Regions from separate parts of the Homo sapiens genome. Here region 2 is linked to region 1. A link is an interaction called in ENCODE POLR2A ChIA-PET data of the cell type or tissue named here. Cell type or tissue: endothelial cell of umbilical vein. All regions are shown on one strand. Links, peaks and the distances in the headings refer to the core of each region. The heading gives the core; the rest is flanking DNA.

Region 1 (5,377 bases), core at 236-5,235:
ATGTGCCAGGTTTGTTTTAGGCTCTGGGAACACACCAGTAAAGACAGATAGAAACCACCCTCAAAAGCCTCTAGTGAGCAGGCACGGGGAGGGCTGGAAATGCCACTGGGGGGAGTCTAGGAGATGAGGAACCGCCACCCGGCAGGCTGAACGCCGCCAATACAGTAGGCCGAGAAGAGTCGCGAGGTTGGTACTATAGAGGGAACAGAATACAGGCGTCGTGTCTCAGTTTCCTTCAGTGAAAAAACGTTGGGGGGTGGGGGATGAGGAGGAATCAGAGCTTGGGCCTCCCTGGGGATGTGGCGAGGGTTAAAGGAGCTTGGACGCACCGGACCTAAGGGCCTGGCACCCGGAAGCAGACGGCGCAAGAAACGTGCTCAAGCGCTTCTGGGTGCAGAGGCATGGGGCCGCCGTCGTGGCGGGCGTTCGTCTGGTGCATCTGGCTGGGGCACTTACCCCCTGCCCCTGCTGCCCTGTCCCCGCAGGTCGGACTCTGGAAGAGCCAGGCGAGCACCCACGAGATGGGGCACGGCGGGCCGGAGGCTGCGGTGCGGGAGCTGCGTCAGGCGCAGGGCGCCCTGGCTGCGGCGGAGGCCCGCGCTGGGCGGCTGCGCCGTGGCCAGGCCGAGGTGCGGCGGCGCGCGGAGGAGGCCCGGCAGGTGGTGCTGCGCAGCCTGCACCGCGTGCGAGAGCTGGAGGCGCTGGCGCAACAGGTGCCCGGCTTGCAGCGCTGGGTGCGGCGGCTGGAGGCGGAGCTGCAACGCTACAGGTGAGCGGGGGCGCGTGCCCTGGGCCCAAGTTCCCCAATTCGGCTCCCATTTTCCCAAACTTCGGGTGTGCAATCCCCCTCCCACGCGCTCTCGTGTTCCGCAGTTTCTCCATGCGTTTATTCATGTATTCTTTCATTCCTTTGTCAGTTCTCCATTTCTTAAGTTATAAGTCTGCTCCATTGCTTGCTCTGCAACCATCTGCCCACCCATCCATTTATCCATCCATCTGTCCATCCATTCACCCACCCCACACACCCACCCATCCATCCATCCATTTGTCCATTCACTCACCCCCCCCACCCACCCATCCATCCACTCACCCATCCATCCACTCACCCATTCATCCATCCACCTATCCACTCACCTACCCACCCGTCCATCCATCTATTCATCCATCCACTCACTCACCCACCCATCCACTCACCCACCCACCCATCCATCATCCATCCATCCCCCCACCCACCCAGCCAGCCAGCCGTCCATCCATCCTCCTGTTCATCCACAAACACCCTCTATTTGTTTATCATAGATTGCAGTTGAATGTGCTCATTCTTATTTGTTCCTGGATTCGATCATAATGATAATAGCTTACAGTTACTAAGCACTCGCTGTTTGCCAGGCCTTGAGCTAAGTACTTTATGTGGCTTAACTCATTTAAGCCTCACAGCTGCCCTGTGAGGTGGGTACTGCTATGTTTCCACTCTGTAGATGAGGAAACAGGTGTGTAATGACTGCCTGTGCTAGCTCCACCAGGGCAGGAAGCTGGACTTGGGACCCAGGTTCAAATCTTGGCAGGGCTTTTGGCAGACGTGTGAGTGTGGGCAAGTCACCACCCCTCACAGACCCTGCTTCCTCTTGGGTGGAACACAGATTGGGGTCCCTGCCTGTGGGAGTGGCTGTGAAGAGGCCATGAGGTCCTGCCTGGCACATGGTAGATGCTTGGTAGACAGAGCCTCTCTCCCTTTCAAATCACAAGTCACCCCTGCCTGCTGGCCGGCCTGACTACACATTTGCTGAGCACTTTCTGTGTGCCAGGGGCCATCCCAGGCATCAGGGATGTGACCACGTGACTAGGACAGACTGAATTCCCTGCCCTGAGCAGCCACCTGTGAGCAGGTGAGACCTTCACAGGAACAGATGCGTGGCAGCAGGCAGGAGGTGGGGGACACTCATCAGCCTGCCCCCAAAGAAGTGACACTTGAGGATAGGATGTTACCGGGCCAGATGGAGAGAGGAGAAGAGAGAACATTCCATTCTAGAAAATTGGAACAGTACGGGCAAAGCCCTAGGGCAGAAGGGACCATTCAAAAACTAAAAGGAGGCCAGAGTGGCTGGAGGGGTAGAGCTGAAGGGAGGCCCATTTAGGGCCTGGAAGGTGGCAGCAAGGATTTCAGTTTTTCCCTTAAGAGAAAGAACATGAAACCATGGAAAAGTTTTAAGTAAGGAGGTGACAGAAGCAGATTTCAATAAAAAGTTACCCTGGCTACAATGTGACAAAGAGATGGGCAGATGGGGAGAGCAGGAGACAGTGCAGAGCCCAGTGAGGGGCTCCTGCCATCCCTGATCCTGAGAGGAAGGTGGTCTAGCCCAGGCTGGGGGTGGAGCAGCCAGAAGGGGTGGCCTTGAACCTACTGGACATCTGAGAAGCTCACAGCTGGGAGATGGTAAGGCATGGGGCTAGAGGGAGGCCTCCAAAGAGGCAGACTCTGGGCCAGCCTCCTGCAGCATGCAGTGTTTGGAGAGCCACTTCCTGTTTGCATAGCTGATGGCTAAAGAGCAGGGCTGGTTGGCTTGAGGCCCACATCCAGCCTTGGAACTTTATCCAAGAGGAGAAATAAAGGGGCTCTTCTTTGTTTATTTCTAAAATCACAACTAGTCCTCTATAGCAGAATGCTACAAGTGACTACAAACATTGGCATAGCCCTTTACAATAGAAAAAGTGGATTCATAGCCAATGCACCATTTAGTCCCCATAAGGTTGTACAAGGTAGATGTTTTATCCCCAGTTTACAGATTGTGAGAAATGAGGCACTGAGAAGTTAAGTAATGTACCCAAGGCCACACAGCCAGAAAGTAGGAAAGTCAAATCAGCCTGGCCCCACTGCCTGTGTGCTTCGATTCACAGTTACACGATGGCTGCTGTGCCTCCAGACCTTGCATCTGCTGATCGGGCATAAGAAGAAACCTGCGAGGCTAGTCCTGTTAGTCAGTCCCAAACAAAACTGGAGTTCTGTTTTTTGTTCGTTTGTTTGTTTTTTGAGACAGTCTTGCTCTGTCACCCAGGCTGGAGTGCAATGGTGCGATCTTGGCTCACTGCAATCTCTGCCTCCCAGGTTCAAAAGATTCTCCTGCCTCAGCCTCCCCATAGCTGGGATTAAAGATGCATGCCACCATGCCCAGGTAATTTTTGTATTTTTAGTAGAGATGGGGTTTCACCATATTGGCCAGTCTGGTCTCAAACACCTGACCTCAGGTGATCTGCTTGCCTTGGCCTCCCAAAGTGCTGGGATTACAGGTGTGAGCCACTGTGCCCGGCCAAAAGTGGGGTTCTGTTAGTAAGGAAGAAGTAGGAGCAGCTATTGCAGAGGCTTTGAAGAAAACACCTAGTGATGAGGAAATTGAGGACCAGAGAATGAGTGATGCTATGTGAAGGGCACACGGTGATTAGGCAGATGGCTGTGTCACTAATTTCTCTGCCCCTCTAGAAACATGCCTTCAACCCTACCTTGCCCGGGGGGCTGACCTCCTCTGCCCATTTTCTGTGGTCAAAGTTTGCTGGTTTGTGGACTGACCTGCCCCAAAGCTCTCACTCTGAAAAGAAGGAAAAGGAGAGGAGACAGAATAGCCATGGGCATTTATTGAGCATCAACTGCATACCAGGCACTTTTTCATGTAAGCTCATGGGGCCTCTAGTCTAAAAGAAAAGTGTTACTGTCAGCATTTCACAGACAAGAAAACCAAGACCAGAGAGGAAGCAGCTGTCCAGTGTGGCACAGCGACTTAGTGGCAAGGGCAGGACTCACAGCCCAGCCTGATGGCCCCAACCACAAGCTCAAGTTGGGTTTGGTAGTATGCACAAATCCTTCTGGATTCTCCTACCCCAGAAACATCGGCCGGACATTTTACTGGCTGGGGAGGGACTGTAGGCTACAATTCACCTCTGCTTTTGCTTTTCAAGTGCCAGAAGCTCAGATGTCCGTGACTATTGAGCTGAATCAGCCCCGTCCTCTGCAGTTGGCCTAGAGGGCTGCATTCTAGAGGAATTACCGGGAGGAAAGGGCCCCATGCCCCAAACAGTAGAGCCCCATCACACCCTCTTAAGTGACATCACTCTGGAATGTCTCTAGGTGCTCTGCAGATGTGTCTTTGGGGAGAAAACAGAGCAATGACTGAACTCCCCCTGAGAATGACAGCTTGAAGCCATTTGGTTAGAATAAATGACCCAACAAACACCTTTCCAGCATCTCCCAGTGTTCAAAGCACTTTCACAGATACTGACTCACGCTGATCTTCTCATCTTCCCTCTAAGGTTGGTATTATGTCGGATGTTTCAAATAAGGAAATAGACCCTTGGGGTTGGGAGTGGTTTTACTAAAGTCACATACCCAAACTCAGCTGAATTTAGACTGCGTTGAATTTCCTAACTTTGAGTCAAACTGTGCTGCCACTTTCCTAAAATGGGATCTTGATGACTCTATTGTTCATGTTAGGGCTTCTATTGAGTTCTTTTTCAGACCTGTACTTTCTTTTTCATCCTTATCAGTCCTTGTGTTGTAGGTTCTGTCTAATCCTTTATCTCTGTAGCATTCAACCATACTAATTTTAAAGTCTCTTGTGGATTGCTGTAATATCTGAGCTTCCTGAGATGTTTTACACCTGCTGTCTTTGTCATGATGAGGCATTCTTGGCAGGCACTGTCATTTTGGGCTGTGAGCCGTCTTTGGCAGGGCCATGATCCTTGAGAGTCACACATAGAACTGGCTGTAGAGTTCCCTTCAGAGCAGTTTTCCATCTGCCTCCACCAGGCCCTGATTCTAGACCAGTTTTTAATTTTGATACTTAGCGTGGAGTTTCCTAGCTGCACAGGTAGTGAGAGATTGAGTCCCATACCTGGGAACAAAACCCCAAGACCAATAGGTGGAATATTTTTCATTTTTGTTCATGGATAAGACAGCCCTTGCTGGCCCCTGGCCTCATGCAGGGAGTCTCCTTCTGTAACTCACTATGCAAGGTCTCCTGTCCCTAATCCCTCCATGGGCGTTTCAGCTCCATCTCCTGCTTTCCACACAAGTTGGAGGTCTCCTCTTCTTGATTTTGACTTTGGCTCTATATTCTTTTAAATAGTTCTATTTTATCCAGCATTTCAACATATTTGTAGATGGAAGAGGGGCTTCTCATAGCACCCCAAACCACCATCTTGACCAGCAGCCTAACAGGATGGACAATAAATATGTAAGCAATTGGAGACATTTATTTAATTCATTCAACAGTATTTTCTAAGCACGTTCTGTGGACCAATCCCCGTGCCACAATCCTTGGGACACAGAAATGGCAGTAGACATGTTAGGGCACAGGTGTGCCATGTGCTGAGGGGCCACAAAGGAGCT
Region 2 (5,377 bases), core at 244-5,243, 140 kb after region 1:
TAACTTTTGAAAGGGACAATTTGCACACAGTGGAGACACAGCAAGGCCTTCATGAGGTAATGCTGGATGACAACAGCAAGTCCAGAAGGGCTCTTACACCTGGGTTACAGCTAAGACTGATGCTCTAGAAGATGGGCATGAGAGGACTTCTAGGGGTGATGGATACTGCATGTGGAGGTGGTGGCTTTCACGGGTATAAAAATCTGCTGCAACTCATCCAACTCTACATTAAAAACGGGGGAATTTTATTACATGTAATTCTTGCCTGGATAGTCTATTTTTTTAAAAAAGTCAAACAGGCCAGGTGCAGTGGCTCACGCCTGTAATCCCAGCACTCTGGGAAGCAGAAGTGGGTGGACTGCTTGAGCTCAGGAGTTCAAGACTAGCCTGGGCAACATAGTGAAATCCCATCTCCACCAAAAATATGAAAAATTAACTGGGTGTGGTGGCACATGCCTGTGGTTCCAGCTACTTGGGAGACTTAGGTGGGAGAATCGCTTGAGCCCAGGAAGTGGAGACTGCAGTGAGCTGTAATAGCACCACTGCACTCCAGCCTGGGTGACAGAGTGAGACCGCCATTCAAAAAAAAAAAAAAGTCAAGTAAGAATATATTGTAACTGGGTGCGGTGGCTCACACCTGTAATCCCAGCCTTTCGGGAGGCAGAGGAGGGCAGATCACTTGAGGTCAGGAGTTCGAGACCAGCCTTGGCCAACATGGGGGAGTCCTTGTCTCTACTAAAAATACAAAAATCAGCCAGGAGTGATGGTGCACGCTTGTAATCCCAGCTACTCAGGAAGCTGAGGTAGCAGAATAGCTTGAGCCTGGGAGGCAGAGGTTGCACTGAGCCAAGATCACGCCAGGGCACTCCAGCCTGGGTGACAGGGCAAGACTGTCTCACAAAAAATAAAAAAATAAAAAAAATACATTTTAGAACCTCCCACTCCCACGTTCTGTTCTATTAAGAAAGAAAAAAGACCTGCCACCACCATGGTGAGACTTTCCAGTGCTAAAGACACAGAGAACTCAAGGCAGCCCAATCCTCTGAGGGCCTCAACCAAAGCAAAGGGAGAGGATTCCAGAAGCCTCTCCCAAAGCAAAGCCAAGGCATCTTGGAGAAAACAAGAATCACAAGTTTTATTTTTTTTATTGACTTTCCAAAATCTACATATAAAAACAATACTTTTTGGTACACAATTATGTGAGTTTTCACAAATGCATATAATCATGTAATCATCACCATAATTAAGACACAGAAAAGTTCCATCGCCCCAAAACATTCCCTTATGCATCACTATAGTCAACCCCTCCCCCTACCCAACTTTTGGCCACCAGTAAACACAATTTATTCTGTTCCTATAATTTTGCTTTTCCAGAACATCATATAAATGGATCAAAAATTATGCAGTATTTTGAGTTTTGTTTCTTTCACTCAGCATTAGGCTGAGTTGAAATGTTTTATTTATTTTTTTTATTTTTATTTATTCATCGATATGTTTTAATTTTATTTACTTTAATTATTATTATTATTTACAGAGATGAGGCCTTACTATGTTGCCCAAGCTGGTCTCCAACTCCTGGACTCAAAGCGATCCTCCCACCTTGGTCTCCCAAAGTGCTGGGGATTACAGGCATAAGCCACGGTGCCTAGCCTATATGTTTGTTTTTACTACTGAGTATTATTTTATTTTATAGACACACCTCAGTTTGTTTATCCATTCACCAGAAGGACCTTTGGGTTGCTTCCAGTTTTGGGGCTACTATAAACATTATGTATGAGTTTTTGTGTAACAGAAAAGTATTACATTTCTCTTGGAGAAATACCTAGGAGTGGAATTGATGGATCATAGGTTAAGTGTATGTTTAACTTTATAAGAAACCACCAAACCCCATTCTAAAGTAACTGTTCCATTTTGCCTCCTCACTAGCAGTGCATGAGAGTTCATTACTTCACATATTCACCAGCACTTGGCATGGTCACTATTTGTGTAAGTCATTCTATTAAGTGTGTAGTATCCCACTGTTGTTTTAATCTGCATTTCCTTTATGACTATTATGTTAAACACATGAAAAGATGCTCATTTGCATCTACATTTTATTTTATGTTTTGAGACAGTCTCACTCTGTTGCCCAGGCTGGAGTGCAGTGGTACAATCTCAGCTCACTGCGACCTCTGCCTCTCAGGTTCAAGCTATCCTCATGCCTCAGCCTCCCAAGTAGTTGGGATTACAGGCGTGAGCCACCACACCCAGCTAATTTTTGTATTTATTTTTAGTAGAGATGGGATTTTGCCATGTTGGCCAGGCTGGTCTCAAACTCCTGGCCTCAAGTGATCCACCCATCTCGGCCTCCCAAACTGCTAGGATTACAGGCGTGAGCCACCATGCCCACCCTACATATTTTCTTTGGTAAAGTATCTGTTCAAAATTTTGCCCACTTCTTAAAACAAATTATATTTTCTAATCGATGAATTTTTAAGAGTTATTTGTCATCCCCTTCTCCATTGAATTGTTTTCATAACTTTGTCAAAAGTCAACTGACCAAACCAGACATAGTGGCTTATGCCTGTAATCCCAATACTTTGGGAGACACAGACAGGAAGACTGCTCAAGTCCAGCCTGGGCAACATAACAAGAGCCCATCTTTACCAAAAACTTAAAAATTAGCCAGGCAGGGCTGGGCACAGTGGCTCACACCTGTAATCCCAGCACTTTGGGAGGCCGAGGCAGGCAGATCACTTGAGGTTGGGAGTTCGAGACCAGTTTGACAAACAAGGATAAACCCTATCTCTACTAAAAATACAATTAGCTGGGTATGGTGACACATGCATGTAATCCCAGCTACTTGGGAGGCTGAGGCAGGAGAATCACTTGTACCCGGGAGGTGGAGGTGTGGTGAGCTGAGATCACGCCACCACACTCCAGCCTGGCGACAAGAACAAAACTCTATCTCAAAAAAAAAAAAAAAAAAAAAAAAAAAATTAGCCAGGCATGCTGGGCACAGCAGCTCACGCCTGTAGTCCCAGCACTTTGGGAGGCCAAGGTGTGTGGATCAGGAGGTCAAGAGATGGAGACCATCCTGGCTAACACAGTGAAACCCCGTCTCTACTAAAAAAAAAAAAAAAAAAAAAAAAAAATATATATATATATATATATATATATACACAAAAAAAATCAGCTATGCATGGTGGCACACACTTGTAGTCCCAGCTACTTGGGAGGCTGAGGCAGGCGAATCGCTTAAACCCTGGAGGCAGTGAGCCAAGATCGTACCACTGCACTCCAGCCTGGGCGAAAGAGCAAGACTCCAACTCAAAAAAAAAAAAAAAAAAAAGAAAGAAAGAAAAAAATTAGCCAGGCATGGTGGCATGCGTCTGCAGTCTCAGCTACATGAGAGTTTGAGGCAAAAGGATCACTTGAGCCCAAGAGGTGGACGCTGCAGTGAGCTATGACTGCACCACTGTACTCCAGGCTGGGTGACAGAGAAAGGCTCTATCTCAAAAAAAAAAAAAAAAAAGAAAAAGTCAACTGACCATTTATGTGTGGCTCTATTTCTGGACTTCTAATTCTGTTTCTTTGGTCTATGTGCCCTGTCCTTTCACCAATACCACATTATCTGGAAGCTGGAGCTTTCTATTACATCTTGAAATCAGGTGGAATGAATGCTCCAATTTTGTTCCTTTTCAAAATTGTTTTGGCTATTCTAGTTCCTTTGCCTTTCCAATTAAATTTCAGACATAGAATGTCAATGTAAACAAAAAATCCTGTTAGAATTTTGATTGTGATATATTGGAAGAGAGAAAGAATTAACATCTGTACTGTGTTAAGTCTTCCCATACAACAGCACAGTGTATCTCCCCATTCATTCGGGTCTTCTTTGGTTTCTTTAGTCATCGCATCCTAGTTTTCAGCATACAGATCCTGACTGTATTTTGTTAGATTTATACCTAAGTATGGCCAGGCGCGGTGGCTCATGCCTGTAATCCCAGCACTTTGGGAGGCCAAGGCGGGTGGATCACGAGGTCAGGAGATCGAGACCATCCTGGCTAACATGGTGAAACCTCGTCTCTACTAAAAATACAAAAAAAATTAGCCAGACGTGGTGGTGGGCGCCTGTAGTCCCAGCTACTCGGGAGGCTGAGGCAGGAGAATGGCATGAACCTGGGGGGCGGAGCTTGCAGTGAGCTGCACTCCAGCCTGGACGCCAGAGCAAGACTCCATCTCAAAAAAATAAATAAATAAAATTAAAATTAAAAAGATTTATACCTAAGTTATTTCTTGTGTTTTGGTGCTTTTGTAAATAGCACTTTAAAAAAATGTTGTATTTCCAGCTGTTCAATGTTAGTATATAAAAATATAATTTTGAAGCTGAGCATGGTGGCTCACACCTGTAATCCCAGTACTTTGGGAGGCTGAAGCAGGCAGATATCACTTGAGCCCAGAAGTTCCAGACCAGCCTAGCCAACATGGTGAAACTCTGTCTCTACTAAAAATACAAAAATCAGCCAGGTGTGGTGGTGGATGCCTGTAGTCCCAGCTACTCGAGAGGCTGAGGCAGAATAGCTTGAACCTGGGAGGCAGAGGTTGCAGTGAGCCGAGACTGGGCCACTGCACTCCAGCGTGGGTGACAGAGGAAGACTCTGTCTCAAAAAAAAATATATATATATATAAATATATAAAATATATAAATATATAAAAATATATATAAATATATAAAAATATATATATGAATATATATGGGGTGTGTGTGTATATATATAATTCTGTATATTGAACTTCTTTTCTGTGATCTTGATAAATTCACTTATCCATTTTAGAAGTCTTTCTGTAGGTTCCTTGGGATTTTCTACATAGAAAATTATGTAGGATTTTAGGTGGGCATGGTGGCTCATGCCTGTAATCCCAGTACTTTGGGAGGCAGAGGCGGGTGGATCACCTGAGGTTGGGAGTTCGAGACCAGGCTGGCCAACATGGCGAAACTCTGTCTCTAGTAAAAATACAAAAATTGGCCGGGCATGGTGGCACATGCCTGTAGTCCCAGCTACTCAGGAGGCTGAGGCAGGAGAATCGCTTGAACCCAGGGGACAGAGGTTGCAGTGAGCCGAGACTGCACCACTGTACTTCAGCCTGGGTGACAGAGCGAGACTCCATCTCAAAAAAAAGAAAATTATATAGGATTTTCTATGTTACAATAAAGACAGTTTTACTTATTATTTTCTAATCTTTATGCCTTTTATTTCCTTTTTTTACTTTACCGCACTGGCTAGGATTTCCAGCATCACGCTGAATATAGTGGTGAGAGTGGATGTCTTTGCCTCGTTCCTGATCTTAAGAGGAAAGCATTCAATCCTTCACCATTAAATAGTTTATTGGCTATGGG

Evidence for each region. ChIA-PET counts read pairs that join two places held together with the same protein. Peaks named below come from ENCODE experiments on the same cell type or tissue, not always from the same donor. Only the 100,000 strongest peaks of a DNase experiment are listed, where the experiment ranks them.
Region 2: POLR2A ChIA-PET joins it to region 1 with 8 read pairs; 5 of 35 experiments call an interaction of 5 or more read pairs at or near these places.

What each region holds. Positions count from the first base shown.
Region 1 is chr3:129,003,309-129,008,685 of GRCh38, forward strand. It overlaps EFCC1 (EF-hand and coiled-coil domain containing 1), which reads left to right. Exons shown (of 8, transcript NM_001377500.1): 2 at 486-769. It also overlaps a transcript of CFAP92 not described here. Among named protein-coding and RNA genes, the nearest start is that of EFCC1, 4.7 kb to the left of the region's middle. In endothelial cell of umbilical vein, for the core only: no CTCF peak of the experiment used is centred there; a DNase peak (open chromatin) is centred at 2,543; H3K27me3 peaks cover 273 bases.
Region 2 is chr3:129,146,478-129,151,854 of GRCh38, forward strand. The region is part of intron 5 of ISY1-RAB43 (ISY1-RAB43 readthrough); the gene reads right to left. All of the region lies in intron 5 of ISY1 (ISY1 spliceosome associated protein), which reads right to left. Among named protein-coding and RNA genes, the nearest start is that of ISY1, 12 kb to the right of the region's middle. In endothelial cell of umbilical vein, for the core only: no CTCF peak of the experiment used is centred there; no DNase peak of the experiment used is centred there.